Linked DNA regions of Mus musculus: regions 2, 3 and 4 are each linked to region 1. A link is a loop called in an ENCODE intact Hi-C map of the cell type or tissue named here. Cell type or tissue: gastrocnemius. All regions are shown on one strand.

Region 1 (8,000 bases):
GGGCATGAAAGGGAAAGACAGGGAAAGGAAGAGAAAGGGGGAGACAGGAGTGAGAAAGGAAAAGGAAGAAGGAAAGAGAAAAGGTAGGCGGAGATGGGAGAGGAGGAAAAGGGAAAAAGAAGGAAGGGAAAGAAGAGAATGGGGGAAGGAAAGAAGGAAAAAAGAAAGGGGGAGGGGAGAGGAAGGAGCAGAGAAAGGAGAGGGCCAGAGGAAAGGAAGAGAGGGGCAAGGGAGAAGGGAAAAGAAGAAAAGGAGAAGGGACAGAAATGGGAAAAGAAAAGGAAAAAAAGAGGGGAGAGGGAAGAAGAGGATGGGAGGGAGAAGAGGGAAGAAAAGGGCAAGGAGGGAGGGAAAAAGAAAAGAGAAAGAAAAATAAATGAATTATGGGTAGAAGTCATGCCTTTAATCTCAGCACTCAGAAGTCAAGACAAGAGGATCTCAATGAAAAGCCTGCCTGTCTATACAGTGAGACCCTATCTTCAAAATAAGTATATATATTTTTAATTTTTAAAAAACATATGGGTAGATATACTATTTGAATTTCCTAATAACATCACATAGTTTCTAATATAAATAAGAAATATGTTATCTCCTCTAATTACCAAATGGATAACCTTAAGTTTGAGAATAAATTAGTAACAATTTGTGCTTCTTTTCTTCAGTAGTTTCTTTCATTTTAAAAGTAAAGAGGCTGGGGACTTATCTGAATGATAGAGGACTTACCTAGCATGCATTGTTTCCTAGGTTCAATCTCTATAACCATAAAATAATAACTCTAATAATAATAGTATATTATTATTAAATCATACTACAGCCTTTGGCCTAGCATGTGCAAGGCCAATGCCATAAAAATATGCTGACCATATCAACATTATTGAAAGAAACACTTATGACTGAAAGTAACACATAAAAGTTCTGAAGTTTCTATGAACATAGTGGAGCATGTGTCCTTGTGGGATGGTGGAGCATCTTTTGGGTATATGCCTAGGAGTGGTATAGATGGGTCTTGAGGTATAACTATTCCCAATTTTCTGAGAAACCACCAGATTTATTTCCAGGGTGGTTGTACAAGTTTGCACTCCCACCAGCAATAGAGGAGTATTCCCCGTGCTCCACATCTTCGCCAGCATGTGCTGTCCTTTGAGTTTTTGATCTTAGCCATTCTGATGGGTGTAAAGTGGAATCTCAGAGTTGTTTTGATTTGCATTTCCCTGAAGAATAAGGACACTTAGAGTGCTTCTCAGCCATTAGAGATTCCTCTGTTGAGAATTCTGTTTAGCTCTGTACCCCATTTTCAGTAGGGCTGGTTTGGTTGCTGGTATCTAAATTCTTGAGTTCTTTATAGAGTTTGGATAGTCGCCATCTGTCAGATGTAGGGGTGAATGATGTGGATGTAGATGTCCTTTCCTAATCTGCAGGCTGCCATTTTGTCTTAATGACTTTGACTCACAGAGCTTTTCAGTTTCATGGGGTCCCATTTATTAATTGTTGATCTTAGTGTCTGAGCCATTGGTGTTCTGTTCAGGAAGCTGTCTTCTGTACCAATGTGTTCAAGGCAGTTCCTCACTTTCAGTTTTATTAGATTTAGTGTATCTGGTTTGTCATTGAAATCTTCGATCCACTTGGACTTGAGTTTTATGCGGGGATCTATTTGCATTCTTCTACATGCAGACATGCAGTTAGAGCAGCACCATTTGTTGCAGATGTTCTCCCTTTCCCATTGTGAGGTTTTGGCTTCTTTGTCAAACTATGTTCATATCGGCTTTATTCCTAATAGCCAGAACTGGAAACAACCTAGATTTCCCTCAACTGAAGAATGGATAAAGAAAATATGGTTCATATACACAATGGGATACCTGGCTATTAAAAACAAGGACATCATGAATTATGCAGGAGTGACAGTCACAAAAGGACATGCATTGTATATACTCACTGATCAGTGGATATTAGCCATAAAGTATGGGATAACCAGGCTAAAATCCACAGACCCAAAGAAGCCAAATAACAAGGAGGTAAAGGGAGGATGCCCGAATCTTTCTCAGAAGGGTAAACAAAATAAATAATGGAAATAAGGAACTGGATAGGAGAGGGCAGTAGGGGGGTTCAAGTATAAGGAGAGCAGGAGAGAAATTTCGGGGCGGGGGCACCTCTAGGATGTGCCAGAGACCTGAGATGGGAAGAGAGGGAAGGCCCCAGGGTATCTATAGGGGGCACTCTACCTGAGACTCCTAGCAGTAGGGGATATGAACCCTGAAATAGCCTAGTCAGGCAGGATTCCTAGTGGAGGGATAAGGATAGCAACCCACCCACAAAATCTTTGACACAAACTATATCCTCCCTTCAAGTTGTGCAGGGACAAAGGTAGAGCAGAGACAGAGGGAATGGCCAACTAATCACTGGACCAAATGAGACCCATCCCATGGGCAAGAACCAATTCCTGACACTATTAATGATACTCTGTTGTGTTTGCAGACAGGAGCCTAGCATAAATGTCCTCTCAGAGTCTCCACCCAGCAGCCAATGGAAAGAAATGCAGAGACCCATAGCCAAAGATTAAATGGAGCTCCAGGAGTCCTGTGGAAAAGTTGAAGAAAGGTTTGAGGGACCTGGAGAGGACAGGGACTCCACAGGAAGACCAAGTGAGTCCACTAATCTGGACCCTTAGGGGCTCCCAGAGACTGAACCACCAACCAAAGAGCATGGACTGGACCTAAGCCCCCTGCACATATGTAGCAGAAATGTATCTTGGTCTTCATGCAGGACCCCCAACAACTGGAGCAGGTGCTGTTGGTGAATCTGTTGCCTACCTGTGAGTCTTGTTCCTCTAACTGGGCTGCCTTGTCTGGCCTCAGTGGGAGAGGATGTACCTAGTCCTGCAATGACTTGATGTGCCAAGAGGGGTGGGGGGTGATACCTAGGGGGCGCTCCCCCTTCTCAGAGAAGAAGGGGGTGGGGGATGGGGAGAAGATCTGTTTGAGGAGGTACTGGGAGGGGGTGCTAATATTGGAATGTAAAGGGAATAAAGTAATAAAAAAATTTCAATTAAAAAAAAAAGTCTGAAATTTCTCTTTTTTCAAATGTTAAGTTTGAGCCCTGCTTGCTCTTAGGTCAAATGTTTGTGAAGTCCCCTGACAAAGTCAATCCTCCATATAAGTTCTAGAATAGAGTACTGCATTCACAGAAGAGATGGAAATGAAGCGGGGGGATAAAAAGGCTCCTCACTACTTGTTTGGTACCTTCTCTCATCCAATGATGAACAGTGTGGTTCTATAGCCCTTTGCCATCTGTAGCAGCTACACTGTAATGAGGAAACTATCTTCTTGACAAAATGGAAATAAGAAAATGACATACTAAAAACAGAGCAGGAGAAAATATCTGAATAAACAACATAATTAATGGTCCTCACTTTCCAAAATCACTACAAAATGCCAAACATACTAATACTGGAATTCTTTTTTATTCCAATTCCTTCTATTCACTATCTGCTATTTTCCTCTTTGAGACAGGATCTCATATAAACCAGGCTGGTATTGAATTCCCTATGTAGACGCAACTGACCTTTTAATTCCTGATCCTTCTGCCTACGCTTCCCACTGGTTTATGCAGTGTTGAGATTAAATCATCTAAGATATATCCCTAGTCCACTATCTATTTCTCTATATATCTCTTGCTTTTTTACTCTTATAACTTCTCACTGTCAAGAAAACTCAGATACTTCTCTAATATACTAGCCAAAATTCAGAATTCATAGGCTAGAATCTATACAAATATTAGTACTTTTAACCTCAAACACATAAACCCTAACACATGAAAAGCTGTACTAACAAGATTCAGATTAAAATGTCATAGGAAACAAAACAAACAAACAAACAAAACAGCCAAATAGAATGTAATGGAATTCATTACAAAAAAGTGTAGCCTGGTATAATTGGATAAAACTTTTCATTCCTACACTAGGGAGGCAGAGGCAGGTAGATCTCAATAAGTTGAAGGCTAGCCTAGTCTACATAGAAAGTCCTAGGCCAGCCTGAGCTAAACAGCCAGACCTCATCTCAAAAACAAAACAAGACAATACACCCAACCCAAAAAGAAAACCAAACAAAAAAGCCCACCCAAAAAAAAAAAAAAAAAAAAAAAAAGAAGGCAAACATCTGTCAACATTTTAAAGAGAGAAATAGAGGTCTGAAATATATTACTGAGTTGCAATGTTTTGTACACACAGGAATAAAGAGTTTCTTAAAATTCCAGAGCCAGCCGGGAGTGGTGGCGCACACCTTTAATCCCAGCGCTTGGGAGGCAGAGGCAGGCAGATTTCTGAGTTCAAGGCCAGCCTGGTCTACAGAGTGAGTTCCAGGACAGCCAGGGCTATACAGAGAAACCCTGTCTCAAAAAACCCAAAAAAAATAAATAAAAATTCCAGAGCCAACTTCAATATCCTTTACCAAGACACTGAGACTCATAATTTATTTCTCCAAGTTTGCTGTATAGCAATCACTTGCAAAGTTTATTACAACTCCAAGTGTCCAAGCCCAAAGCACTAAGCAAACATGGCATGCAATTTACTGTGCGTCCAACAGATGTCCTCGCTCATCTATCAAATGGAAGGTGGAACAGCACAGCAATGAAACAATCCCATGACCAACAGAAAACCCAAGCTCCAACCATAATAAGACCTTGACACAAAATATAATTATCAAATATTAATTTTAATATGGGGGTATACAGAATCATGTTCATAAATGAAGCAGAATATTGTAATGAGTAATATCACACATGGTATTTTACTATTATGCTATTTACTAAGTCTAAGAAACCAGTGATTGTAAGGCAAACCACTCGTATGTGTACTGAATGCATGAAGTGAGAGTACAAGAAGCTCTTAAGCACAGAGCCAACTCTCCAGCCCAAATCTGGGAGTCTTAGAAGGACACAGACTGTGAAAATGTTTATCTATGGCACAAGATCAATACCTACTAGAGGCTTAATAAGGAACTGTTGAGGAAGGGGATGAACGAGAACAAAAAGGTAGGAGCAGGCACTTCGGGGCATCTTACTGCTTTAGAAAGTAGTCTACAGGTAAGGTCAAGGTATGTGTTAAAATCTGCCCAGGGTTACCATTTTACCTTTGTTAATTACAACCTCTAATAGATATGTTTATTAATATTCCCGCTATACCAATGAGTCTTCCATGCCAAAGACTATATTTAAAGGTTTTTTTGCTTATGTTTTCTTCTAATATATCTTTTTAAATAGTTCTTCAATTCATCTAGAATTTAATTTTATGTAACTAGGTATTTTTGAAATGATGGCATTATCTCAAAATATTGGCCATATACTTAACAATGCAATATTTCTAGACTCTATTATGTTTTTCTTTGATCAAGCTGGCCTTGAACTTTAAATTCTCTGTCACTGTTTCCCAGGTGCTAGTTTTACAGATACATATCACCAGTGGATTCAAAATATATGTATTCTGATCTACCTACATAAGTCCCCCAAGGGTTACCAGAAAATTCCCAGTATAGACGCATTAAATTGATAAATTGGGGGAAATGACATTTGCATATTAGTTTCTGCAATAATGAAATCGAGTACCATCTTTTCCATCAATGGCATTATTTATTCTCTTCCCTACTCTTATCAAATTAATTAGATAAAACTTCAAGAATGCTCTTAAATATCATTAACACAACCATCTTTACCTCTTCCTACTTCAGTATGTGACTAGTAAGCAGAATGCTTTCTAGTAAATATACATTTACTAGACTATTACTTTCTTAAGCCAGACTATAAAACTATCATTCAGTTCTTGTTTTATTAAGCATTTATTTGGTCTGGAGGCGAAGAGTTATTAATTTTATCTAGAATCGTCAGGGGTGTAGGGATTTCAAGGATAGCCAGGACTCCTTAGTAAGCGTCCATCTCAAAAAGGAAAATTGCTTTGGATACTTCTACTCACATGATCACTACTGCCAAATATACATGGTCACTGCTACTGCATGTACATGCAACACTACACACTGACCGTCAATGCAGAACTGATGGAAGTTAAGTCTTGAAGGAAGAAAAGGATTTCCACAGCCACTGTGCCCACTTGCTTTCAAGTAATTTGAAGTAGCATGATTATATTTCTTATAAGACAATATGCTACAAATGGCAGCCTTGAATTGTTTGATGGTACACTCACAGGGAAATATATTTTCTTTTATCATATACAAAATGTATTTATATGACTTATATTTAAAAAAAAAAGTCTAAAACTCCCAGAGGGTTTTTTTTTTCAGTATTTTCGAGCTCAATATGATCCTAATTGTTCATAAATAAACAAACTGTGACTTCCCGTATCCTTTAGCTATTTGGCATTTATTAGTTCCTAAACTACTAGGATAGGTTGAAATGTTCAGAAGCAGCAAAAACGTAATACTCCTAAAGCAGGAAATTATAATTGGAAAAAAGACATCACCAAGTTTGTATTTGTTTCAATACACACCTGGAATTTTTACTTTTGAGGTGCTGTACAGTTTAAAAAAAAAAAAAAAAGTCTGTGTAGCCCTGACTATCATGCAACTCACCATGTCAACCAGACTGGCCTCCGACTCACTGAGCCTCTGCCTCCTCTGCCTCCTCTGCCTCCTCTGCCTCCATCTCCTTTTCCTCTGCCTTTGCCTCTGCCTCCAAAATGCAGGGATTAAAAGCATGTACCACCACACTCAGTAGCTCCATAGTTTTGTGTTGGTGTTAGTTTCTTGGGTGTTTTCATGTGTTCATTTGAGACAGTCTCTCACTATGTGGACCAAGCTGGCTTACAATTCACTGAGATTTGCCTGCCTGTTCCTCCCAAGTGCTAGGATTAAAGCCATGTTCTATCATGCTCAGTTGAATATGTTTATTTGTTTTTAATTTTCTTCTTCCCAAATCATGTTTAAAAGGGATTATTCAGACTCATCCTAACAGTTCGAGGATCCCCACTTCCCCCCATCAAAATGTGAAAGTTAGCTGGTTATAGCGGTGCATCCCAATAATCACAGGGAAGCTAAAAAGAATTTTATATCTAACCAGAAGCACTGGCTCGTTTTAAGTCAACTTGATATAGTATAGAGTCATTTTGGAAGAGGGAAGCTCAATTAAGAAAATCCAACACAGCTCCAGACTGGCCTGTGGGCAAGTTTATAGTATATTTTCTTAACTAGTGACAGAATGGAGAATGGGAGAAAACCCAGCCCATTGTGGGTGACGCCATCCCTGGGAAGTTGGTCTAATGATATATAAGAAAGCAGGCTGGGGCTGGTGAGATGGCTCAGCAGGTAAGAGCACCCGACTGCTCTTCCGAAGGTCCTGAGTTCAAATCCTAGCAACCACATGGTGGCTCACAACCATCCGTAATGGGATCTGACTCCCTCTTCTGGTGCATCTGAAGTCAGCTACAGTGTGCTTACATACAATAAATAAACAAATCTAAAAAAAAAAAAAAAGAAAAATAAAGAAAAGAAAAGAAAGCAGGCTGAGCAAGCCATGGGGAACAAGAAAGTAAGTAGCACCCCTGCATGGCCTCTGCATCAGCTCCTGTCCCAGGTTCCTGCACTCAAGGGCTGGCTTTCCTCAGTGATGGATTGTGATTTAAACTGTAAGTAAAATAAACCTTTTTCTCCACAAGCTGCTTTTGGTCATAGTGCTTGTACTGGCTAGTTTTGTGTCAACTTGACACAGCTGGGGTTATCACAGAGAAAGGAGCTTCAGTTGAGGAAATGCCTCCATGAGATCCAGCTGTAAGGCACTTTCTCAATTAGTGATCAAAGGGAAGGGCCCCTTGTGGGTGGGACCATCTCTGGGCTGGTAGTCTTGGTTCTATAAGAGAGCAGGCTGAGCAAGCCAGTAAAGAACTCCATGGCCTCTGCATCAGCTCCTGCTTCCTGACCTGCTTGAGTTCCAGTCCTGACTTCCTTGGTGATGAACAGCAATATGGAAGTGTAAGCTGAATAAACCCTTTCCTCCCCAACTTG
Region 2 (8,000 bases), 130 kb after region 1:
AGAGATGGCTTAGCAGTTAACAGTACACACACTGCTCTTGTAGAGAACCTGGACTTAATTCCTAGTACTCATGTATTGCTTCACATACACAACTGTCTACACCACCAGTTCCAAGGAGACTGGATACACCTTTTCTGGACTCTGGGCATGCAAGCAGCATATAGACACACATGCAGGCTAAACCCCAGCACAAAAACTAAAAAGAAAGGGTGGGGGGATGATAAACAGGACTCAGTAGCACATGCCTGCAATCCTGGCCCTCAGGATTAGTGCACCTCTCCAGAGAGAACCAAGTGTACTTCCTTTGGTATTTTGTCTGTGGAAGAGGCCAGCCTGAGCTCTATGAGGTATAGATATGCCTCATAAAAGATGAAGTCTGTGGGCTGGGTATTTAGTCCAACCAATGGTATAACACTTACCTAGTATGTTGTAAGGCCTTGTGTTCAATCGGGCCAGTAAGGAATACATACATATTAAGATCCTGTCTCAAAAGGAGAAAAAAAAAAAAAAAAAAAAAAAAAAAAGCTGGGCAGAGTCCTTTACCTGAGCAGTTCAGGTAAAGATAGTGGTTTGATACAGGGGAACACCAGGGCCAAAAAGGGGGAGTGGGTGGGCAGGGGAGTGGGGGTGGGTGGATATGGGGGACTTTTGGTATAGCATTGGAAATGTAAATGAGTTAAATACCTAATAAAAAATGGAAAAAAAAAAAAGATAGTGGTTTGAGCTTTGGACTCTGGACATCATGGCTAGATCTGTTTAGATCTAGAATGTGGTGTGTCCAACATGAGACTTGGGAAAGTTATGAGTGTTTGCATTGACAAAGTTACAAACTTAATTATTTTTGTAACTTGATTGCATGGCTCTTGAGCTGCAAACTTTGATGATAGTGTTTTATAATGTCAAAATGTTGGACACACTACTTGTCCTGATTGCATTTAGATCACTTCTTCCTCAAGGTAGATATGTCATAATGAGAATGACACCACAATGGTCACTCATTGTGTGTTGTCTAAATGAGGGTTGTTGGCCAATACAGTCCAGAAATGACTACATCCCAATCACAGCCCCCCGCCCCCCAGTCCCTCTCCTTCTCAGAGCCTAAGGGAAGCCTCCCTTGGGTACCACCTCTTCCTGGGACTTCTAGCAGGACTAGGCAAATTAGGAGTCCTAATCAGGCAGTCCAGTTAGGGGAAGAGGATGCAATAGCAGGCAACCGTGAGACAGGCCCTATTCTAGTTGTTAGGGGACCCACATGAAGACCAAGCTGCACGTCTGCTATAAAAATGTTGTGGTGGGGGGGGGGCTACTGTTTAAAGTCAAGGCTGCTGTATTTAAACCATTATCTTCTACAGAAGACTCTGAACCTCATAGGAAGAGCCAGGACCTGAAGAAAAGGAAACTAGATCCATCCTGAGACTCAAGATGTCACTAGACCGTCACAAAAGGACTTTGGAAAACTGCAGTTTGGTCACAAAATTGTTCCACCTTGGCTCATGCTGAACTCTTTAGAGGACTATAGAGGAAGCTAACTACTTAAAAAGGTTGTCATACCCCATGATGGGAAGGAGGCCAACAGATAAACTTTGTTCAGTATTACTCACTCCTAAGCTGATTCTAGGACCTTGCAGGCTGCCTTTCATTTAACGATGTTGCCCACCAAGCCCCAGCATGACTGTTACCTACATTAAATTATGTGTGACCTCATCTTTCCTTTGGCTTCAGGTTTTTAATGTTTTCCACTAAGCATTGCTATGAACAAGGTCATGTTGTCGGTTCAGGATCACATGCGGATCCATGGAGGAGTCTCCCTTTATCCAGAGATGTGCCAACACTTAAAACGGGGTGCTTAAGGCACTGGATTAGTTGGCATTCTTTTTAGTAGGTTTTTTCCTTTGGAGATGATTTTTTTTCATGTAGTCCTGGAACTTGCTTTTTAGACCAAGCTGCCTTGAACCTGTCCTCTCCCTCCTGAGTGCTGGGATTAAAGGTGTGCACCATCACACCTGGCTCCTATTAGTTCTGCTGTTAGTGTTTTTTTGAGCCATCAAGTAATGTTTGAACACTGACACTGGCAGAATTGGTGTAACTTACAATTGAGATTACTGGTAGTTTAGGCTTCTTGCATGGCTGTACTTGGCAAAGGCATAGTTAGGGTAAGATTCTTATCATACTACATGAATAGTGCACCATTTTAAAGAATTGTTTTCTCTGGCTGAAGAGCCTTTGAGTGAAAAGCCATGGGTTGTTGGGAAGCCATAATTTCTCACTTAAAGAAGGGTGGAATTGGCTACACAGAGAAACCCTGTTTCGAAAAAACAAAACAAAAGAAGAAGGGTGGAATCATGATCCATATGGTTTCTGGGAATTGAACTCAGGATATTTGGATGAGAAACTACTTAGCTGTCTCCCTAGGAATAGGTGTTTTAAGGAAGTAACTGTTCTTTAACTATACCACACCCAAAGTTTCATGATTCTTTTCAAAGGAACAATGAACTTCCAATTCTACTTAAGCTGAATTTAGGGTTATGCTATGAGGGAATTGGTGAGTCCCTGGGACCAGGCACAGGCTTGGTGAGAAAGAAGTGCCTCTAGCCCCTGTGCCTAGTCTTGAAGCAGGGACAAGATCTGTTGGTGAGAAACTGAGACCTATGTCAGACGCTGTTGACTGACAGCAGTTTGCAATAATTTCCCTGCCATCTAACAGCTGTTGCTTTGCCTTTTCCTGAGGACTAGCAACAGACTCCTTGGAGAAGTGCCACTTTCACCCTTAACAGCACGATTTTAGTTATAAATGGTAGGGCCAGTGAGGACAAAAGGGTTTTTTGTTTGTCAGAAAGAACAACCCACAGTTCAACAAAAGCAAGTTTGGTTTATTTGAATGGTTTCATTAAATAAGTCTACAAAGGTAACAAACTGAAGCACAAAGCGCAATCTTACAGAAGCGCAGCCCCCGGAGTTAGTGCAAATGTACAGGTAACGGCTGCTGAGAAACCCCAAGGTTTGAATTCAGTTTTAAACAGTGTACATTGTTAAATAACGTAAGGAAAACATTTATAATTCGGAAAGTTCTTTTTAAATGTGGAAAGATACTCAAAGTGTACTATTAACACAAAAATAATTTAAACAGTTCAGTAGCACTAGCTCGTTTCTCTAGGCTTCAGTTATTTCATCCACAGGAGGGGGAAACCAACAGTAAGTAAACCTCTGTGAAGGGGGAACAGACCTCACTCAGAATGACTAAACCAAACACCACATGCTGCATTTGGCTCCCTCTACTGCTGGTATGAAGCACTCAGTCATCCTGTAACCTGCTTCACTCCCACAGTACCTCTTACCGCTCCCAAAAGGAATAAATGAGTCAACACTTTGGTAGCACGACCTGAAACAAAAGCCCTGCTCATTACACTTCCCTCTCCTGAAACTTTCAGCTCTCACTTGTATCTTTGGGCCTCGACCAACTTAAAAAGAACAAGACTCTTACAGGAAGAAGCCTTGCTAGTGTGGCAACTCCTGGGATGTGTCATAAAGTTGGAAATGTGTCAGTTCCCAACTCAAGGTGAAGGAGGAAGCACCCAAGAAATGAGTTCTACTTTTTCCACTTTTCCAGAATATTCAGATCCCAAACAGCCAATTAGGTCCCTATTGCCAGAAAATCAGATAATACTGGTTGGTTGCTGTTATTTGGGGATATGGGTATGAAAATGTGAGAGTATTAGCTCTAATATAGAAGTACAGGCAGCACAATAGATTCTGACTGTGCAACCATTTGGACAGCTAGGAAAGGAAATAAGCACTTTTTCCTACAATGCTTAGAAAGTTAGAAGTGGGTTGAATTCCCACAATACAGTACTTAAAGCAGAGAAAGTGTGGTGGTACTTGTGCAACAAGAGGTGGGGGCAACCGAGCAGGTTTCCTTAGAGCAACATTTTCCATCTGTGACTTGGCACTGTCATCCTTCCCAACTTAAAATCTAGCCCACTCCCCTCTTTTTGTTTAATCTCTTCTAGATCTCGTTTGTTCACTGGCCAAGCATCACTTCAAACAAGCTTGTCCCCACATCTTCAGTCCTTATCTTTCACACACAGCTCACAACCCTCCTCATTCTTTCTGAAACAGAACTTTGTTTTCAACCACTGATGCCAACTTCACTGTGCTCACCTTACACCTGCTCTAGGCAAAATTGAAACGACTGAGAAAACAAAACAAAACAAAACAAAATAATAAACCAAACCAAAACCAAAAACACTTTCATTTTCCCTTTGGCATATCCACTGCTGGGGTCATGTGGACCTAAGATTTCTTTCCACATACCCTTTGGTGACCTGGGGTCTGGTAAGTTGATGCTAACAGCAGAAGCAATAGAAGTCCAAGGCACTAAAATATCCAGCAAGCAATACTGGGAGAACAGAAGTATTCAAGTACAGTAATTTATACAATTTTACATTCACATTTATTTATCTAATACAATGGAAATACAAAGGAAAAAGTTAAAGTGTCTTAATAAGTAAAGGACAGAGCTAGCTTTTGTGTGTGTGTGAACCTTTTAAACCTTTCAAATTTTTCTCTTAAAACTAATGTTGTCCAACAACATTTATATATCACAGTGTTTCCACATCAAAACTGATGGCAAAGTTACATGTCCGCAGGGAACGTTATTGTTTTCCCTAATTGCTAATGCTGCAGTCAAAGCTGCTAATATCTTTTGCTTAAAGCATTAATGACCTATGTAAGAAAGGGTTGCAACCCCAGTCCCCTGGTATTTTTCACTAGGTTGTAAAAGGGGGGGAAAAAGTGGGGGTAGGGATCAGAGTGGGAGAGAACCTTTGTCTTAAGGTGTGCATTGTTGAGGGAATAAGGAATTTGGGACACATGTCAAAATTAAAGAGCTCTGCCCACTTACAGATACAGATCGGGTTTGGCTTACATTGAGCTCTTGGGGCTTTCTGGTAACAAGGTTCTCTTCTAGTTCTAGGCCTTACTGAGGGGTACAAAAACAGAAAAGCAGTCTCAAGCAGCCCCTCCACCAGAAAGCTGTTCATTCCTTCTTTTTTAACTCCAACAAACGGAGAAGGAGGGTGGTTCTCCATTCTGAGGGCTCAAAATGGTATTAAAAACATTCCCTTCTGGCAAGAAATAACCAGTTAAATGCAGCACTAGTAGTTAGTATATAGGCTACTTCCCCACCCCCCCACCCCCCCAGCATTCCATTTCCTGCCCCCAAATCTACTCAGTTAACATCCTTGCTGCTGACTAGGTGGTCCGTAGATTGGAACCTGGGGGGTTGCTGATGGACTTCTGCAAATTGCTGATGTTGAAATTTTGCAAGGATGCTGTTCCTACAGGTTGGAACTGGCCAAGTGGCTGCGGTGCTGGACCACCTGTTCCACTCCACTGAGTGCCAAATGGGGCAGGTGGAAAACCATACTGCTGTGGGGGACACATGGATTTGGTGAAGTGACCTAGAGAGGTAGCAGATGCTGCAGAGATGGGGGTAGAGCCACCCAGGTTTGAGGTCATGGGAACACACAGCTGCCCAGGAGCAGAGAACTTCCTTGCCATTCCAGGGCCCTAAAAACAAGAAAGTAGCAATGAGAATTTGATGAAAAATGGGTGATACTATAATGCTGTTGTAGAGCTGAGATGTTCTAATCTTAGCATTATCAAAATATAACGAAGCCGCCCATATTTATTGGCTTTACCCTTAACAAGGAGGAGTGAAAAGTAGGATCTGAGATGTGTTTTATGTGCACATGCAGGTAGTGCAGGATGTTGAAGAAAAAGGGTACCAAAATGATTGCTGCCTTGTTTTCTCAATAATAGAATCCACAGGCTACTGAAGATGGTAGTGGTAAGGATGGCATACCAGCCTTGGCTGTCCATGACATGTCTGTGTATAGTCTGGCAGGTTAGGAAAAGGGAAGACTCACCTCATAATTCATGTGTCCTTTGCTGCCTCTCCTGCCTGAAAGATTCATGGCATCTCGGGCCCAGTTGTCTACTAACTTGTGCAGGTCATCTGTGAATGTGCCCTTCCTACTGGAAGTCATAGCAGGAGGCTGAGCCTGGGCAGCCTGGCTACTCACTGTTCCTCCAACGGTATTTGTGCTGCTGGTCCCTAGAATTATAAGTAACACAATATTAGCATTAAAGTAGGGTTCTGGGATATAACTTTGGGGAAAGGGGAAAATGTCATAGGGTAATGATTGGCAAGCCACGGAATGGGGAGAATATTTGGGAAGCCATGCAGGAGAGGAAGATTTTGAAGTATTACTTATCCATTTGCTTTTGCACAACAGGTAGTGAAAATGGTTTCTCTTCCACAGCTTGTAGATAAGGCTAAACAACATGGAGTGATGGCAGGCATGAAGGGAAGGGCATTTTCTAACACTGGGACTGTCTGCCAGTATTCTATTCCCAGCAACATACTGATGAGGGAGTGATATGGTCCACGGGGCTGGCTGCTATGGAACTTTGAAGAGAGCAGGGCCAAAGAAGTACTGTGCACTGGGCAAGTTATATAGTACAAAGGCAGAGATCAGGGCTTCTGTGGAAAAGATGGGGTTTCCAGACAGCATGTATGCTGTGGCATTCGTTCTTTAGATGCTCTTCAAACAAATAGAAATAAGGAGATGCTACATGCTTTGTTTAAAAGTTTTCACCTGAAACCATAAACATAAATTTGAAAATATAAATTTGGAAGGAGTCGAGGCTTCAACTCCTCTCTATGTCCCATGAATAAAGAACTGAGTTTTGGCAGCAGCAGAAATGCCTGAAATTCTCAGCTCCATGAAGTTATGACTTCTTGAGGACTTGGGTTTTAACTGGTCAAGGATTCTCATCCCTTCTCCCCATTCTTCCCAACAGAAGAAGCACTCCTGGGTTGAAGCAACAGGAAAATGCAGCTGAGGCAGGGGTGCAGAGGGGAGAGAAGGCATAGAGGTTATGATGAAGGATTTCTATTTCTATGGTTTGATGAAAAAGAAAGGAGGAGTCTGTGTCCTGCCTGATTTCGGTTCAGCTGGAGGGCACACTGAAGGTTATTCGTAGAGGCAAGTTTTAGGGAAGAGGGAAAGAAGAGTCATGGTCTTATTTTTGGTTTTTATCCCCCACTTAATTAGTAGACTTTACATTTACTACACAGTAAATAAAGGTTACTAATGTTGTGAGCCAGAAGGTCCTACCATACTCAAGGAACTCTGGGACTAAATGCATGCGTTTTCCTGCTTTTAAATGCCAAAGCAGCACACCAGAGCACAGCAGCACACCTGAAGCAACCCTACTGCAATCCACTGTTGGTACCAAAGGGTGTATCTATTTTACCACAAAGGGAATGTCTCTAGCTAAAAGCATGTCTGTGCTAGAGGAAAGCTAACTTGGGTAAAGGTGCAGAATAAGGATGCTCACATGCTTCTTTGGTTGCTGTGGCAAGACATGAATTGTTGCAGTCACATGGTGCCTGCTAAAACTGCAGAGGATTGTTACTATACAGTGTAAAGGTAGAGTAATTCACCTACAGTATAGGAAACCAAGTGGGAAAGTATAAAAGCACAGGAAACAGCCTTCCTTGAATAGCAAGTGTGGGACAAAGGTGCAGTGGGAAGGAAGCACAGGCTGTGAGATGGGCAGTTACAACAGTGAGGAAACCCAGAAAGCAGGCATGTGGCATGCACGAGGACTAGCATCCTGCTAGATGACAGGCCAGATGATCGAAACAATAAAAATATCCACAAGTGAGCAGAGCTGTCGATGCCAGATGAGAAGCCAAGGCAGGGTGAGCACTGCTTGTCAGAGAGCTCATGCCAGAGGTGACACTTCTCTAGTCTCATGCTCTTGATGTTGTGAGGGCCTTTAAAACTAAACACCATTCATTTTAGTCTATATTCCTCAATACTGTATTCTAAAAATGAGCTTTACCGTACATGTGAGCGTCACCCTACAGTTAGCTTTTTATTGTAGTTTCTGACTATAAAGTAGGATTAACAGGCTTTCTGCGGTGTGGT
Region 3 (8,000 bases), 55 kb after region 1:
TATCTTGCAGGTTTTGATAAGGTAAGGGCCATAAAGATAGAGGTGTTTGCCAGTTAGCTATTGCATCCCCAATACCTAAGGAGCACCTAGAACCATTCTTACTTCAGGACAGGATGAAACATAAAACAATGTGTCTCCGAGCTCAGAAGCTTGGATCTCTTCTCTATCTAAACTCACTCCCTGATGTTCTCAGCATGCCACAATTTTAAATATGAGAAGAAACAGCTTAATTTTCCTGCATATCTCCCCTCAACTTCCAGAATTCCCCCAAAACATGCTTCAAGTGCTGTCTCCACCTTTGTTCTGGTTATTCAAACAAAACAAAACAAAACAAAACAAAAACAAAAAAACAAAAAAAAAACTCACTTATTCTTTAAGATGCTTGCATCCCAAATTCAATTACTACAGCTTATCTACCCTCAATATAGACTCAAAATCCAACCACCTCTCACCATGTCTTTTCCCTATCACGGTCTGAGCCATTCACATCAGAAACATCACACAATCTCCTGACTACTGTGCTGCTTTTTTTTAAATTTATTTATTTTTATTTATACAAGTACACTGTAGCTGCCTTCAGACACACCAGGAGGGTGCATTGGACCCCATTACAGATGGCTGTGAGCCACCATGTGGTTGCTGGGAATTGATCTCAGGAAAAGCAGTCCGTGTTCTTAACCACTGAGCCATCTCTCCAGCCTCTGTGATTTCAACTTTTTTTTCTGCCTTGTCCCCTACTAGAGTTTTAGCACCTAAAACACCTGGCACATAGTACATGCTCAATGTTTTATATGTGTGTTTTTTTAAATAATTACATTATTTATTTTCTATTTGTATGTGCACTGGTGCATGTGTGTATGGTGAACATGTGAAGGCCAGACGAAAACTTGTAGGAATCAGTTCTCTCCTATCATGTCGGTCCTGCGGCCTGAACTCAAGTGTTCAGCCTGGCAACAACTGCCTATACCTACTGAAACATCGCCCAGCCTTCAAAATATATATCTGAACTGAATGAGTAAATAATGCTTAAGGAATAAAGTTCAAAAGGTGTTACCAAGCTAATTATATGTCAAAACAGTCTCAACTACATTAACTCGTTTAGCCATCCTAAGAGGTTAAATACTATTACTATTATTCTAATTCTTCAGAAGACTTTAGGCAGAGGTTAGAGTTCAGAAATTAGGGCTGGAGAGATGGCTCAACAGCTAAGAGCATTTATTCTCTTTCAAGAGTCATGGGTTCTGCCCCAGCACCCACATCAGGCAATTTATAACAGTTTATGTTATATCTTAGCTCTAAGAGAGCTGATGCCCTCTGGCCCTCTGCATACATGTGCTATACATAAACTCACATATATGCATATATAAAAATGTATCTTTTTTTTTAAAAAGAAGTTAAGGTTAAGGCCAGGCACGGTGGCACATACTTTAGTCCCAGCACTTGGGAGGCAAAGGCAGGAGGATCTGAGTTCAAAGCCAACCTAATCTACAGAGCTAGTTCCAGGACAGCCAGTGCTATTCAGAGACACCTTGTCTTGAAAAGGAAAACAACCTAAGCTTAAGCAGCAATATGCCTTACACTACACAATGGCAAGGCCAGGACTGGACACTCACACTCCAAAACACGGAGAACCTCAAGCACCATACAATTCAATTATACTCCACATAATCATGGCCCATCGCTCTCAAAATAGCCGATGACTTATTTGATTCCCTATAGCACTGTGTTCCCTGCTTTCTCCATCAGTGTTTCTGATACCTTATACAAAAATGCATTCAACAACTCCCATCCTCCTTCCTACAAAGTGTAAACAGCATAAAACGGCTGTTTCTCTGAGAACCTTCACTTTTAAATTTCTAGTTTGAAGCTGAATTACAAGACTGACATAGTACTCTATGACTTTAGCAATGAAGAAAAACTTCAGTGGACTCAACAAGTATAGCACAGGGAATAAGAGGCAAATCACCTTAATTTAAAAAAACAAACAAAAAGACAATTCTACACTGTAGCTCAGTAAGAGCTGGAACTCACTTTGTAGCCCAGGCTAGCTTCAAACTCAAGGCAATCTCAGCCTCCTAAGCTGGAATTACAGGTGTGAGCCACCACATTTGCTACAAGACATTTAAGATTTATTTTATGCTCAGTTATAGGAAGGATGGAGAGTGTGAATGACGTGAATGAGTGCAGGTGCCTGAGGAGCCCAAAAGTGGAAGTCAGATCATCAGACTATAAATTGATCTATACACTTTATCAATTAACTATCTTTGCCTCCGTTTCCTACCAATCTCTCTACAGGTAGTTATTTTTTCTGGTAGATGAAAGTCTGTTCATGAAGTTAGCATGAAAAACAGTCAGTTGGAGAACTACTGAACCTAACCTATGTGTTTCTCTCTTGAGTTACAGAAAAGCACTCCCCTGGACACTTCCCCAAGTAAATTAGGTAAGTGTTAGGAAAGTTGCTGTTTAAATTTGATTTTATAGCAGTTTCTCTTCTTTTATAAGTGAACTACTGAGTGCTGTGCCTCTCATTATATTACAATATATATCCATCAAATGGCCTATTTTCTTAACAAGAAATATTTTGTCATAAATGATAAGGCACGTGACTACAATAATCTAATAGAAAACAAGAATCCAAAAAAGACTTAGGTTTATTGTGGTAAAGAGTAAAATGCTGATGGACACTGTTCGCCTTAGTAATGTCTCCCAACAACGTACGATACATGTTCCCACAGGGTACCAGAACATTGTAAAATCCCTTGACTCTGACAATATTCCTTAGAAATGGAGGTACTTACGTAAAGAACAATTTCTATTTCATTTTTTAATATTTAGTAAAGACTGAAATAAAGCCAGGTGTGGTGGCACATGCCATTAACTCTAGCACTTGGGAGACAGAAGCAGGCCAGCCTGGTGGGCAGAGCGAGTTCTAAGATAGCCAGGGCTACACTGAGAAATCAGGTCTCGGAAAACAACAAAACCAAAGAAAAAGGGGGGGGGGGGGAGACAACAGTAAGTACACCTGAAAATAAAAAAATAAAATCGATCTTCAAGAAAGCCAGATCATGTCTAATCTCACACTTGGAAGGCTGAGACAGAAGAAGAATCGGAAAAATAGGGACATCCAGATAACTCAACAGAAAAAAGTGCTTATGTCACAAGTCTAATAACCAAAGTTTGATCCCAGCCATCCACAGTGGGAGAACCAAGTCCCAAAAGCTTTGACCTTTGACCTCAAAGAGGGAGGGAGTAATCTATCGTGTGTATGCCAGGCACACACACATAATGATTAAATAAACGCAAAATGTATCAAGGTCTATTGAAAAACAAGATGTAAGAGACAGTTGCACTTTAAACGCTTAAGCAATTTCATACAGTCATCTCCAACAGAACTGTTCACAGTTCGCTCAAAGCAATCAGCCACAACCACCTGCAACTATTACTCTGAGTCCAGGGCCTTTTCTTAACGGGTCAACTCAAAAATGAAAAATGGTACAAAGAGATCAAGCACAGGAGAGGGGGTTGAGGGGGGCAAGGAAAAGAAAAGGCTGATAGCACTTTTGAGGGGCTAAGAGTAATGAGACTCACTCCTTCATGGTTGGTTGCTATAGAATGAAGTTGTCTAAACACCAACATCTTCCTTCTTGTGTGTAAAAACCTCACTCACTCGCGCTCCCAATTTACCAACCCCAAGTCAACGCAAAGGGATTCTCTTCCCTCAGCGAATTCTACTCATCTGACCAAGAAAAGAACCAAAACCCTAGAGTGGCAATGTGAGATCTGCTGCAGTAGCCCCTCCAGCTACCTCCAAGGCGACATCCATGCCTCATTTTCCATCTGAAATACAACCTTTCCTCTTCTATCTAACCAGGTTCAAAATAATAAGATCATCTTAAACATTTTACATCCGATCCACCTTGGCCGCACCCCAACTCCAGGGCTCCCCAATAGCCCCACATCATGCCTCCCACCCTCGGCTCTCGGTGGGCCAGAAGCCCCCCACCTCCCACCTCCAGCAGCGATCCTTACCGCCAGCGCCTTCGCTCCCGCCCAATCCGGGAGCTCCGCAGGGCGCGGCCGCCGGTGGGCTCGGGTGCGCTGGGGCGGGGTCCGCCCTCCCGACCTCCCCATCCTCCTCCCCACCCCCGGCCCAAAAAGGAGGGGGAGGGGTCCCCAAGCCTCACCTACAGCTCCGCCCCTCCCCAGGGGCGCTCTGCCCTGCCCAGCCAGGGCCGGGAGCGCCGAGCCGGGTAGGAAACGACAAATGCCTCGGCGCCTGCGACCTCTGGGCAGATCGAGGTTCCGCCTGACGAGCGAGCCGCTGCCGACGCGGCCGCCTTACTCTCCTCAGGGCCGCCGCTGCTGCTGCGGTTGCTGCTACTGCTTCCCGGACAGCCTGCCGCCGACACTACCACAGCCGCCGCCGCCGCCGCCACCGCCACAGCACGACCGGCGCCCGCGACGTCACCACGCCCCGCCCCCCGCGCACACCTAGCCCCACCCCCTGTCGCCCGCGCGGCGCCCTCGCCCCGCCTCCCGCTCTCCCGGGCCGCTGGGCTTTCCCTCGTCCCACTGGGAAGCGCCCCGCTACGCCGCTCCACGGGACCGCGCGCCAGGATCGACAAGTGCGGCGCTCCGAGGCCGCGAAGGTAACTGGGTGCCGAGGCAGGGTTGCGCCACACGTAGCGCCGCCCCTCACACACACACCCACACCCACACCCACGGCCGAGCGTCCACCGGGAGCCCGGGCCGCGATATTGAGCGAGGAAGGTGCGGACGAGGAGGGGCGGCGTTTGTCTCCTCCTGCTTGCCGTAGGACGTGGACTGCTGGAAGCCCCAGGAGTGGAGTGGCCTTTCCCAAACCTGGAGTCGCCCCGCCCCTTCCTTGGCAAGCCCGTTACCCGAACCCTGGGACGGCCGCCACCTTAGGAAATAAATAGCTCAGGGCTTGTCATTAGAGCCACGGCTGCCTGGACACCCTTTGTCCAAGAGAAGTTAGCTTCTCTCACCCTTGGCTTTTGCGCTGTGAGGCTGTGGAAGGCAATAATACTCTTGAGTCATCTGGGCTGTCCAAGCGGTCATGGCAAAAGACCCTCGCCTCAGTAGGTGGCTTTTTTTGCAAGGATCATTCCAGGGAGGAAGAGTGTGGGCGGAACCTGATGTCCACATGCAGTGTACTGTGCCAAATGCTTCACCGCGTTACCTTTTTTATTTAGCCCTCACACCAAGCAAGGCGAACTACAAAGCAGCTGCTACCTTATTTTAGACAGCCCAGTTTTCTGCTGCTGAATTTCAACCTTTGCCTTTTGTCAAGAGCAAGCCAAAAAAAAAAAAAAAAAAAAAATACGGAGGTGGGGGCAACACATAGTTACTAATCTTAAAAATGTAGATAAGCTATCTCTAAGCCGAAAATCCAAGGGTGGTGTGAATTACACTCATCCCCATACTCACAGCGCTTATTAAGCTAATTTGAAATGCCTTTGAGATGAGAGGAGCTAAGACTCACCGGTTTACTCATCCCTAACCTCCCACCATCATAATTAACCGGCTTACACTCTTCCTAATCCCATTAACATCTTCCCCCATCCTGTAGTATTCACGTTCATCCACCAAACTATATTTTGTCCTTTCCAGATTCTCTAATTGTTCCCTTCCAAAATGCACTTGGGTCATTACAGCTCCTTGGGCACACTAAACTGATTCCCCTTCAGTACATCTAACATATGACAGCCAATTGTTAGAGAGTGTGCAGCTAAACGGGACTATTCAGCAGCCAGAAAAGAATCTTCAAAGATTTCGTTTCTGGGGCTGGGAAGATGACTTAGTGGATACGAGCATTTGCTCTACAAGCAGGAGAACCTAAGTTTGAATCCCCAGCACCCACATAAAACCCAGGCATGGCTTCAAGTATCTGTAACACCAGCACTGCAGAAGGAGGACAGATTGATCCCAAAAGATGAGCTTCTGATGCAGTGAAAGACCCTGTCTCAAGGCAACAAGGCAGAGGGCAATAGAGGAAGACACCTGATGTCATACTCTGGTTCCTTACACACACACACAGAGAGAGAGAGAGAGAGAGAGAGAGAGAGAGAGAGAGAGAGAGAGAGAGAGAGAAATTGAGAAATTGAGATTTCATTTCTTAGATATCTAGGTACTCACCCATTCAAGCCATTCTTTATGGGCTGTTTTTCCAGATACTTCTCTGTATAATAAGTAAAGAGGCGCTTGCCTTGCTATAGGTGTATGTGTCTCTGTTGGGGGTTTTGTTTATCTGTTCGATGCATGGTCCAGGATGTCCTGGAATTCACAACAGTAGCTGGTCCAGTCTCCCTAATGATGAGATTGCAAGCAAGTGACACTACACCTGGCACTCCCCGGGGGATTTGTATGTGCTTGGCACCTGGTCCCCTTCCTCTTCTCCAGTTTCTCTCTTTTGGGATGAAAATATCTGTCCTGTGTATGTCCCAGCTTTGTATCCTGGAAGTGTGTAACTGGTCTGCTTCTTAGCTAGAGAGGATTTTGCCTCAGGATGACCCATCTCCAGTATCACTCATATATAGTTTAGATAATATAAAGACAGAATGTCTTTTATCTGAAATGCTGGGACCATTCTGTTTTTCAATTTGGGGGTGGGAGAAGATAAAAGGATACACTTAAGGAGGTATCGAGGACAGAACCCAATTCAAAACACAAAGTTAATTTATTTCATGTATATCTTTATCAGCAAATATATCCTGAAAGGCACTTAATGCAAGTTTTTTTGGTTGTTGGTTTGATTTGGATTTGGTTTTTCAAGACAGGGTTTCTCTGTGTAGACCTGGCTATCCTGGAACTCACTGTTGTAGACTGGGCTAGCCCTGAACCCAGAGATCAGTCTGACTCTGCCTCCCAAGTGCTAGGATTAAAGGCATGCACTGCTACCACCTGGCTCATGCAGTAGTTTTAGTTTGTTCATAAAGCAGGAGTTTATAATGTGAAAATTTCCACTGGTGTACCATACTGGTGGTCAGGATTTTTCAGCTTTTGAAACATTCCACATTTTTTATTAAGAATATTTAACCTCAGCCGGGTGGTGGTGGCACACACCTTTAATCCCAGCACTTGGGAGGCAGAGACAGGGAGATTTCTGAGTTCGAGGCCAGCCTGGTCTACAAAGTGAGTTCCAGGACAGCCAGGGCTATACAGAGAAACCCTGTCTTGAACCTACCCCCCCCTCAAATAAATAAATAAATAAATTTAACCTCGCTTTGTTTTGTTTGTTTTTAATTTGGGGAAATGTTTATTAGGTGCCCCCCATGGGAACCTCACTGTATTACCTAGACTGGTCTTGAACCAGGCTCAAATGATACCCTATAAACCCTCAACCTCCTACATGCTGGCACTACAGACTTGTGACACCACACCCCATTTAACCTGTATTTAGTTAGATAAGATTTTGAATTTAGAGTTCATGTGGATGTAAATGGTCTCTTGGAATAAATAGAATGCATTTTTAAGTTGAGGCGGACATAAATCCGATGGCCTGGAGAACAGAGTTATATGGATTGAATTAAGTTTTTGAAATTGTAATCCTCAAAGATGCCATCTTCAGTCTGTGGTATGGCAGCACTAACCAACTAATAGAGACCCTAACAAAGAAGTTGAAAAGCCTGAATATAATGGCTCATATTTATAGCTCCAGCACTCTGATGGCCAAAATGTGAGCATGAAATCACCCTGCACTATGTAGTCTGCAAATAAAATAAAAAGAGGCTGAGAAGTACCTAAAGACGTGTGAAAGGGGAGCATGGACTTGAGAAAACAATCTGTAAGTCAGATCTCTTCCATATCTAGAACTCAATAGTACAAAGACAATCCACATTGTAAAATGAGAAAAGAATATGAATCACTATTTCTTCAAAGATATCCAGATAGCCAAAAGAACTTGAGAAGTTGCTCATTACATTAGTCAGAATTAATTATAGGCCAGCCAGAGCTATAGAGAAAAACACTGTCTCGGC
Region 4 (8,000 bases), 410 kb after region 1:
ATGGGTGGGCACTTCTCGGCAGCTGATAAATGACTGACCCTACTAGCTAGTGACAATTTCTTGTGTCCATTGTATTGGAAGTACACCTTCCCTCGTAGACGTTTTTGCATCCCAATGTCCATTCTATGAATCATCCAGTAGATGTTTCATGTGCTAGAAGACTCAAACACACTTCAGTCCAGTGACTTCATTTCTTCCTGATCGGTCTCCAAAGCCAGGTTGTCTCCAAATTCATGGGTGGGGAGAGGGAAGCTCCAGGCTTTGGCCCTGTTAGATTGACCCTTACCCACCCACCATCCACCACCACTCACCCTGATCTCCTTGTCTCCACAGCCATCCTGAACCTGAATGAGGTAGAGAACCAGAGGCATTTAAATAAGCTCAACAATGCTGCCACCATCTTGGTCTTCATAACCGTGGTCATCAACATTTTTATCACTGCTTTCGGAGCACACCATGCAGCCTCCATGGCTGCCAGGACCTCCAGCAATCCTATTTGATGACTACCTAGGTCCCAGGTGAATGAGGCAGAGGCCCAGAGGACCTCAGATCCAAGGGCTCATCAATGACTTTCTCGGTCTCTGGAGGTCAGAGTACGAGGGCTCTCTTTCCGTCCTCCCACCACCACACACACACCAAGGGGGAAGGTCTATAGTCCCATAGGCAAGGGAGTCCTTGAAGAGCTGACAGGCCTCCCAAAGTACACACACCATGGGGGATGGGATACATGTGTAAATCTCCCACAATGCATGTACCATGGATGCTGTATTGCATGCATGAGTCATGGATGTATCTGCACCTTGAATGCTAGGTTATAGGTTCGAGCCTATACACGCACACTGACTGTTGGTATACAAATGTCAGCCTCCAACAGAATCTTCACAGTTGGTGCTTGTTTATAAGCATGCCTCCCCCAACTCTCAAGTACACACACCATGAGGGCTGGCAAGCTGGTTTCAGGCTCCAACCAGGGTATTCAGAGAGTGCTGGCTTAAAGCACGGGCCTCACACAGGACATGCACCATGAGCGATGTGTTACAGGCATGAGCTTCCCACCGTACATCCACAAGCTCTGGTGTGAAGGGATGGGCCTGCCACGGCAAATAAATCATGAGGGATACAGGAGTCGGCCTTCCTCACTCTGTGCACCATAAGGGCTGGGTTATAGGGACAAGCCTCCCACAGTCAGTACACATAGCATGAGGGGGACTTAGTGAAACCTGCCCCTGAGACCTTTGCTCTGAAGGGGTGACTATCCTTCATTTCTTTTGCTGTTTGCTTTCAGGCAGTGTTTCTTGTAACCCATGCTAGACCTAAGCTTCCTGTGTAACTAAAGATGACAGGTGTGCCACACCCAGCTGGTTTTTAGGCAGACCCCACCCCCAGCTTGGGATGGAACGGAGGGCCTGTGTGGTTAGTGTCTGTTGTGGCCTGTTGGCAAGAAAAAGATGGGGCTGTGGTGTCTACTTGATGCTGCCTAACAGCACAGTAGTCAGGCATTGCTTGGTCCCCTACTATGGCAGATGAGCCAACAACAGCATCCATAATGCTCCCCCTAGGAGCAGCCTGGAAACTGCACTTCAGGGCGCCTGAATGACTCCATTCTTTACTTACATCAGCATGCGGACTGGGTGTAAATCCAGCCCAGGAGGAGCCTCATCTGGCCCCGCCCCTGCATTACCTTTTGTCTGTTTTCCCTGCAGGAGCTGGGTCTAGAGCCACTTCAGCCTTTGTCCCTGACTTGTCAGGATAACTAGCATTTCCCACAGCCTCCAGGAGAGCTTCAAGGGCTACGAAGAAACCCCTGCCTCTTGTCCACAGCACCAGAATTAAAGTGGGCCTCTTTCCTGGGTGACGTAATTGCACTTTGGTCTGGAGGCCCGAGCTGCTTCCAGCAGCAGTAACTCGGTCTGTTAAGGCAGCTCCTGCACAGCCTGCACACTCTGCACTGCCTTCTTTTCCTGTGCTCCAGGCCTCAATGTTCCCTTTCTGCAAAATGGAATCTATCTATAAAGATATCTGAAAATTCACCGAGTTAGTCTTGCTGTCTTCAGTCCAATGGGTTCTAAATCAGGCTGGTGCGTGGATACCTCATCATCTTCGTCCTCAAAAAGGCTTATTGTCGTCTGTATGGTGACAGAGGTCACTGAGTTCTGGATTGACGAATGCACACATAGCCTTTTAAAGAATCTACTATAAACATACTCCACTTTTCACACTAATGATGTCTGGTGTCTCTTAGGTGTGTTCTAATAATACAAATGTTTGGGGCCGGAGAGATGACTCAGCAGTTAAGAGCACTGACTGCTCTTCCAGAGGTCCTGAGCTAAACTCCCAGCAACCACATGGTGGTTCACAACCATCTATAATGGGACCCAATGCCCTCTTCTGGCATGCATATGTTACATGCAGACAGAGCATTAATGTACATGAAACACATTAATCTTTTTAAAAATAATTTATTTTCATCTTATGTTCATTGGTGTTTTGCTTGCATGAATGTCTGTGTGAAGGTGTCAGGTCTCCTGGAACTGGAGTTACAGACAATTGTGAGTCACCAGGTGGGTGCTGAGAATTGAGCCTGGGCTCCCTGGGAGAGTTGTTGATCTCAGCCACTGAGCCATCTCTCCAGCTCTGAAACACATACATCTTAACAACAACAAAAATACAGATTTTCACTGGTGGGAAGGTTAGTGAGCAAAAGCCCTTGCTGCCAAGCCGGAGGAACCCCATATGATGTGAAGGGAGGAGAACGGATCACTGAAAGCTGCCCTCTGACACCACCCTGCACTGTGGCATACATACACCACATACATTCTAAATGATTACATTTTTCTTTTTCTTTTTTTGAGACAGGGTCACACCATGTAATTCTGGTTGGCCTGGAACTCACTATGTAGACCAAGCTAGATTCAAACCCCAAACCCACAGTTTCACCTGCCTCTGCCTCTGGAGTGCTGAGATGAAAGGCATGCACCACTAAACATGGCTAAAAGCATTTAAGAAAAAAGGGGAGGTGGGGGGAGAAGTAGAGAGACAGCCGAGTAGTTAAGAGCACCGGCTGCTCTGCCAGAAGTTCTGGGTTCAAATCCCAGCACCCACCTGGTGACCTACAAACACCTGTAACGCCAGTTCCAGGGAATCTAATGCCCTCTTCTGGCCTCTCTGGGCACTAGGCACACAGGTGGCACACAGACACGCAGGCAAAACACCCATATACATAAATTCTTGAAAAATTTTTGCCTAGGTCAAACATAACTAGGGAGGCCAACTCACACTTGCGAAGCCTTAGTAGGGCATCTTCAACTCACACAGAAAAGATTTTCTTATGTTTATCTATTAGCCTAGGCTGACATGCTCTCCTGACGTTTCTGTGTTAGCATCCCAAGTGCTGGGATTACAGCTGCACGGTTCTAGCTTGTCTTCCTCACTAGGACGGGGGTGGGGGACTTTCTAGTTGAGACCACAACCTGGGCTGCTGAGACTAATAGACTCGGGACACTGCTGTGCCCTTCCCAAGCACAGCACAGAAAATGTCCCTTCTGCTGGCAAGCACTGAACCAGGAGTCAAGTCAGAAGGGAGGGGATGGATGGTCCTTAGCGTGTCCTTGAGCAGACAGCTGAGGGACATGAATGGCTTAGGAACACCCCTGGCTCTTCCACCCAACCCTTTCCTACCTTGATTGGGCAAGAAGGAAACAGCCGCTTGTTTTCTAAGATGCTGACTTTAATGCCCTCCTCCCTCTCCCCACCCACGGCACTTTCCTCTCTCTTAAGGCAGATGGTAAGGAGGTAACAGATGTCAGACACAAGGCACTAGACCTGGGAGGGAGGAGGCAAGCAGGGTGGGGAGGCCCAGGGGGATTCTAGTCCTTAGGACAGAACAGGAGGGCTGCAGCCACCGGCTCTGGCCTTCGAGCACAGGGCCCAAAGTTTCTGGTTTCAGAGAGAAGCCCGGCGCTCCAGCTGTTCTGCTGCAGCCTTAGCCTGCTTCCTGTGCACCTTTTCTAAAGGGCAGAGGGCCTGAGCAGGCAGGAGAAAAAGCTGCAGCCCAGAAACAGACGGCCCTGCCCTTCGGATAGCTTCAAAGAAAGGCCCGGTGGGTTCCCAGAGGGCCCCACCTTGGATGTGCCAAGCTCTGCTCCTGGCACTCAGAGCCCACCACGTGGGTCCTGCAACTCCAGATGCGGCCCTCTTGATTCACAGCATAGTGGTCACGCTCTGCAAAGTGGCCCTGCTGCATACCCACCAGCCATTTCTCACAGCAGAAAGATGGTGCCCTGACCCTCACCATCCCCCTTCACAGACTGAGCTTAATTAATGCCCAGCATTCAATGCACCACTGGTGAAGCAGCTGCAGCAGAGCGTCTCCAGCCAGAGAGGACCGGGATTATTAGTACAGCTAAGTACGCGCCATCAGGTGGACAGAAGGGGTTGCAGGCTGCTTCTTCTCAGAACTTAGCCATTTTCCAGCTTTTCCTGCCCCTGTTCTTGTCTGTCCCATACCTTGCCCTGCCCTTTATCTGAGGGCCCGGTTTCACCTCCTTATTTCTTTAGGGCTGGGAGGCTGGGCTCTCTCTGCAGGAGGGCAAGGCCACAAGGGCACTAGGCTTGCAGTATACACATTTCCTTCCCTTCCTGCCTTTCTATGTTGCTTGAGTCCGTCCCCAAGTCTCTCTTAAGTAACTGAAAGGCTATTCATGTCACCTTTGGTGATGCCTTCCTATTCTCTCCGGGTCTTACCTGGCAGGAGAGTCAAAGGAGAAGGGGCATTTCTTCTTCTTGCTTGATCTTGCTGGTTTTACACCAGCCCGTATGTCAGACACTTGGGAGAATGGGCCCTCTGCCCACCCATTCCCACCCGACACCCCACTGCAGTAGGAAGATGCCACCAGTGTTGGGCTTCCAGTCTAGAGAACTCTCTGTCTGTCCGACTTGGGTTACTGGCCCGATTGGGTTAAGGCCAGCTGTTCAGTAGCCACCAGGAGAGATGTGTGGGTTTAGAAGGCACGGGCTGGGCCTGGAGCTGGAAGTACTCTGCATGGGACCAGCACCTCAGGGTGGGTCTGAGGTCTGCAACGTACAGCTTGACCCCAGACGGTGCTGGGTCTAGACAGAAGTCTTCATTCTCTGTTAAAAAATTACCCACATTCCCCCTCCCACCCCAAATAAAATCTGTCCCATTGAAGTTTCTGGTTCACAGTCACCACTCCCTGTGAGGAGCACTGGGCTGTGGGAATGCACCTTAGTGGACAAGATGGTATTCTAAGCAAGCAGGTGTTGTCTTCCTGACCTCACTGCCCAGCATCTGTCCATCTGTCAACTTGGTGAGCAGCAGAGGAGCCTTGGCGCTCGCCTATCCCTGCATGAAGGGACAGTTCCCGGTGGAGAGGGCAATTAGTGCTGAGGCTTCAGGTCCTCAGAGTCCCTCCTCAGCAGCAAGCAGGGCACTGAGGTCAACCGCAAGTCAAGGAGCTCTAAGCGGCTGGCCCACCCGGCGTCACGGCATCTTCATTTGGCGACGGTTCCACATGCCTCGCTTGGAATGGAAGTGATGGAAGAAGTTCCTGAGGGAGAGCCGCTCCACTTCCAGGCCTGCTTGGAGAATCCTGGAGGGGAGAGGGCAGTGTGAGCCAGCAAAAGGAGGCACACAACGGTACCCAGGCAACAGGCACCCAAGAGCAACTGGGCCCCTGAGGGACCCACCCTTCCACATGTTTGTCAGACCCTGCCTTCCTTTCTCTGGTTGCTTCCCTCCAGCAAGCCAGGTATAGTGGAGCCAGCCTGCTTGGGTTGCAGTCCCAGCTGTGTGAGTCAGAGAGTTGCCTATCAAAGATGCTCTCTCTAAGAGAAGACAATAATTTTATAAATCTGTGTATTTATATATACTCACTCATCCTCTCTAATTACACACACACACACACACACACACACACACACACACACACACTCACACACGAGATGCATTTGCATTTGTAGCATGCAGAACAGTTTCCAGCACACACCAATTGCATTTACAGTATCAGCAGAGACAGGAACTGGAGAATCCGCTTTTTTCCGACTTTTTTCCTGCTCTTGTTTGTCGTGTATGGGAAATCATCCTGTGACGTAACTCAGGCTGGCCTCAAACTCAAGATTTTCTTCTGCCTCGCCCTCCTGGAAACCGGGATTACAGGTGTGGGTGCCACCCAGTGCTGGGGGTCAAAGCCAAGGTCTCACCCAGGCTAGGCAACACTTTCATCTGAGCAGTTGGCAGTGGCAGGGTCTCTTTCCAAAGAGGCCTTTACTTCAAACTGGACTGCAGCTAGAGGGAAGCAGCCCTTTCCTCAGGTGGCAAAGACAGCAGGAGGGTTAAGAACTATTTTGGAAGTCTGCATCAAAGCACAAAGCCCCAGCACAAAGGGCATATGGGACAGTAACTGCTACACTGCGCTCCCATCTGCTTCGGGGTCTTCTGGGATGTGGCTCCCTGTGACTGTTATTTGACACGAGCTCTCTGAAACTCTCCCTACCCCACCTTTAACTCTCGGTATTTCAATGTTCCCTTTTCTTCCCTCCAGAGGGAAATCAAAGCAGGTCTGGTTTTTAGGCCTTTGATGCTTTACAGGGGGAGAGAGAAGGGGGCAAATAATCAAAAAAAAAAAAAAATCAACCACCTTGCAAACCGGTTTCCCCTCTGAGAAATGGAGACAACGGCACGGAACACAGGAGTTTGGTAAGGAGGAGAAGCGAGGCCTTGGGCAATGAGACCTGCCTATTATAATAACCCAGAAGTTATTATACCTTGCTACCTGCCTCAGGAAGTAGCATTGCCCCTGGTGCCTCTGGTCTCGTTCCTTTTTCCTTCTGTGGACACCCTTCTGGCAGTTAGAGGCTCGCTTTCCCCTCTAGGGCATATCTTAAGGTTGAGACCTCTCTCTTTCCTCTTGGGAACAAACTTCTTGAAAAAGGAGTCACATGCAAATGTGGGAGAAACTCCAGTGCCACCTTCTCCTCCCCTTCCCACAGCCTGGCATCCCCGAACAGCCCTGCAGGAACACTTTCCTGACCCACCTGCTGAACAAATCCACTGCTCCCCTGAGTCCTCCCATTTCTCTCTTTCCTTTCTTTTCTGGGGGAGGGGGGATGTGGGATTGAGGTGGGGAGTGGGGGTCTTGCTGTGTAGCCCAGGCTGGCCTTGAACTTATGACAGTCTTCCTGCCTCCAGCTCCCCAGTTGGGTGGGGTTAGCAGCATATGCAACCACACTAGGCTAAGGATGCTAATGTATGAGTGGATGCAAAGGCACAACATGTGCTGGGATATGAGCTTCAGTCTGTCTTAGTTCCAGACTGTCTCTCCCTCTGATGTCAGGAGCTCCTGTCCGCAGGAATGCTGCGACACCTTCCCTAACAATGACCCCGCTAGCCAAATCATCTTCTCCTAAGTTGCTTCAGTTGGGTACTTTGTCACAATGATGGCAAGAGTAGCAAATAACACACACACACACCCTACCCCTGTGCATATATTGTATATATACATTCTTTTCTTTAGTACTGGGTTTAATACCTAGAACTGAGTGTAAGGCCACACTCATGCTAAGCAGGTGCTCTATAACCCAGCCCTCTCCTTCTTCTCTGAGACTATTACTTCTTTTCAAAACCCGCTCCTTCCTCACCTCAAGGAACCCAGACCCCCCTGGATATCCAATTGTCATTTAAGGATCCATACTTGCTTATTTTGCTGGCCCCAACTCACTCCTGACCTTTAGCCAATTTCCCAGCATCCTCTACAGCTTTCGGCCTCGCCTCCAGCAGCTATGGCTAGAAGGAACACAATCTCTGGCTGGGAGAATTCTCATCTTAGCTTGTTCTGGGAGAATGCTCATCTTAGCCTGGGGGCTCCCCTGGTCCTAAGAACATCATTTTCATTATCTGGCTCCAGGCTCTTGTTTTACCCCTGACAACACAACCAACCACTCACACTGTGACGCACAGTAGAGATACCAACCCCCTCTGCTGG

What was found. A loop is a pair of places that touch in the nucleus more often than their neighbours do. Peaks named below come from ENCODE experiments on the same cell type or tissue, not always from the same donor. Only the 100,000 strongest peaks of a DNase experiment are listed, where the experiment ranks them.
Region 2: a loop joins it to region 1, with 5 times the contacts of the local background. A loop is called at or near these places in 22 of 42 quality-filtered maps.
Region 3: it touches region 1 in a loop (5-fold over the local background); 8 of 42 quality-filtered maps call a loop at or near these places.
Region 4: it touches region 1 in a loop (5-fold over the local background); 24 of 42 quality-filtered maps call a loop at or near these places.

What each region holds. Positions count from the first base shown.
Region 1 is chr6:119,788,194-119,796,193 of GRCm38, forward strand. The region is part of intron 4 of Erc1 (ELKS/RAB6-interacting/CAST family member 1); the gene reads right to left. Among named protein-coding and RNA genes, the nearest start is that of Erc1, 56 kb to the right of the region's middle. In gastrocnemius, a CTCF peak has its summit at 4,576; a DNase peak (open chromatin) is centred at 4,576.
Region 2 is chr6:119,921,120-119,929,119 of GRCm38, forward strand. It overlaps Rad52 (RAD52 homolog, DNA repair protein), which reads left to right. Exons shown (of 12, transcript NM_001166381.1): 12 at 1,353-1,704. The coding sequence ends at 1,414. Wnk1 (WNK lysine deficient protein kinase 1) reads right to left here. Exons shown (of 28, transcript NM_001199084.1): 27 at 5,928-6,115; 28 at 2,850-5,568. The coding sequence ends at 5,251. Among named protein-coding and RNA genes, the nearest start is that of Rad52, 22 kb to the left of the region's middle. In gastrocnemius, a CTCF peak has its summit at 3,280 (motif pointing left); DNase peaks (open chromatin) are centred at 3,286 and 5,392; H3K27ac peaks cover 692 bases.
Region 3 is chr6:119,843,693-119,851,692 of GRCm38, forward strand. It overlaps Erc1 (ELKS/RAB6-interacting/CAST family member 1), which reads right to left and starts at 4,458. Exons shown (of 21, transcript NM_053204.2): 1 at 4,185-4,458. It overlaps 3110021A11Rik (RIKEN cDNA 3110021A11 gene), which reads left to right and starts at 4,501. Exons shown (of 1, transcript NR_030776.1): 1 at 4,501-5,337. In gastrocnemius, no CTCF peak of the experiment used is centred here; DNase peaks (open chromatin) are centred at 4,154, 4,498, 4,831 and 6,365; H3K4me3 peaks cover 2,810 bases; H3K27ac peaks cover 2,705 bases.
Region 4 is chr6:120,198,310-120,206,309 of GRCm38, forward strand. It overlaps Ninj2 (ninjurin 2), which reads left to right. Exons shown (of 4, transcript NM_016718.2): 3 at 334-518; 4 at 1,704-2,029. The coding sequence ends at 500. B4galnt3 (beta-1,4-N-acetyl-galactosaminyl transferase 3) reads right to left here. Exons shown (of 20, transcript NM_198884.2): 20 at 2,444-5,609. The coding sequence ends at 5,501. Among named protein-coding and RNA genes, the nearest start is that of Gm25327, 59 kb to the left of the region's middle. In gastrocnemius, no CTCF peak of the experiment used is centred here; a DNase peak (open chromatin) is centred at 4,225.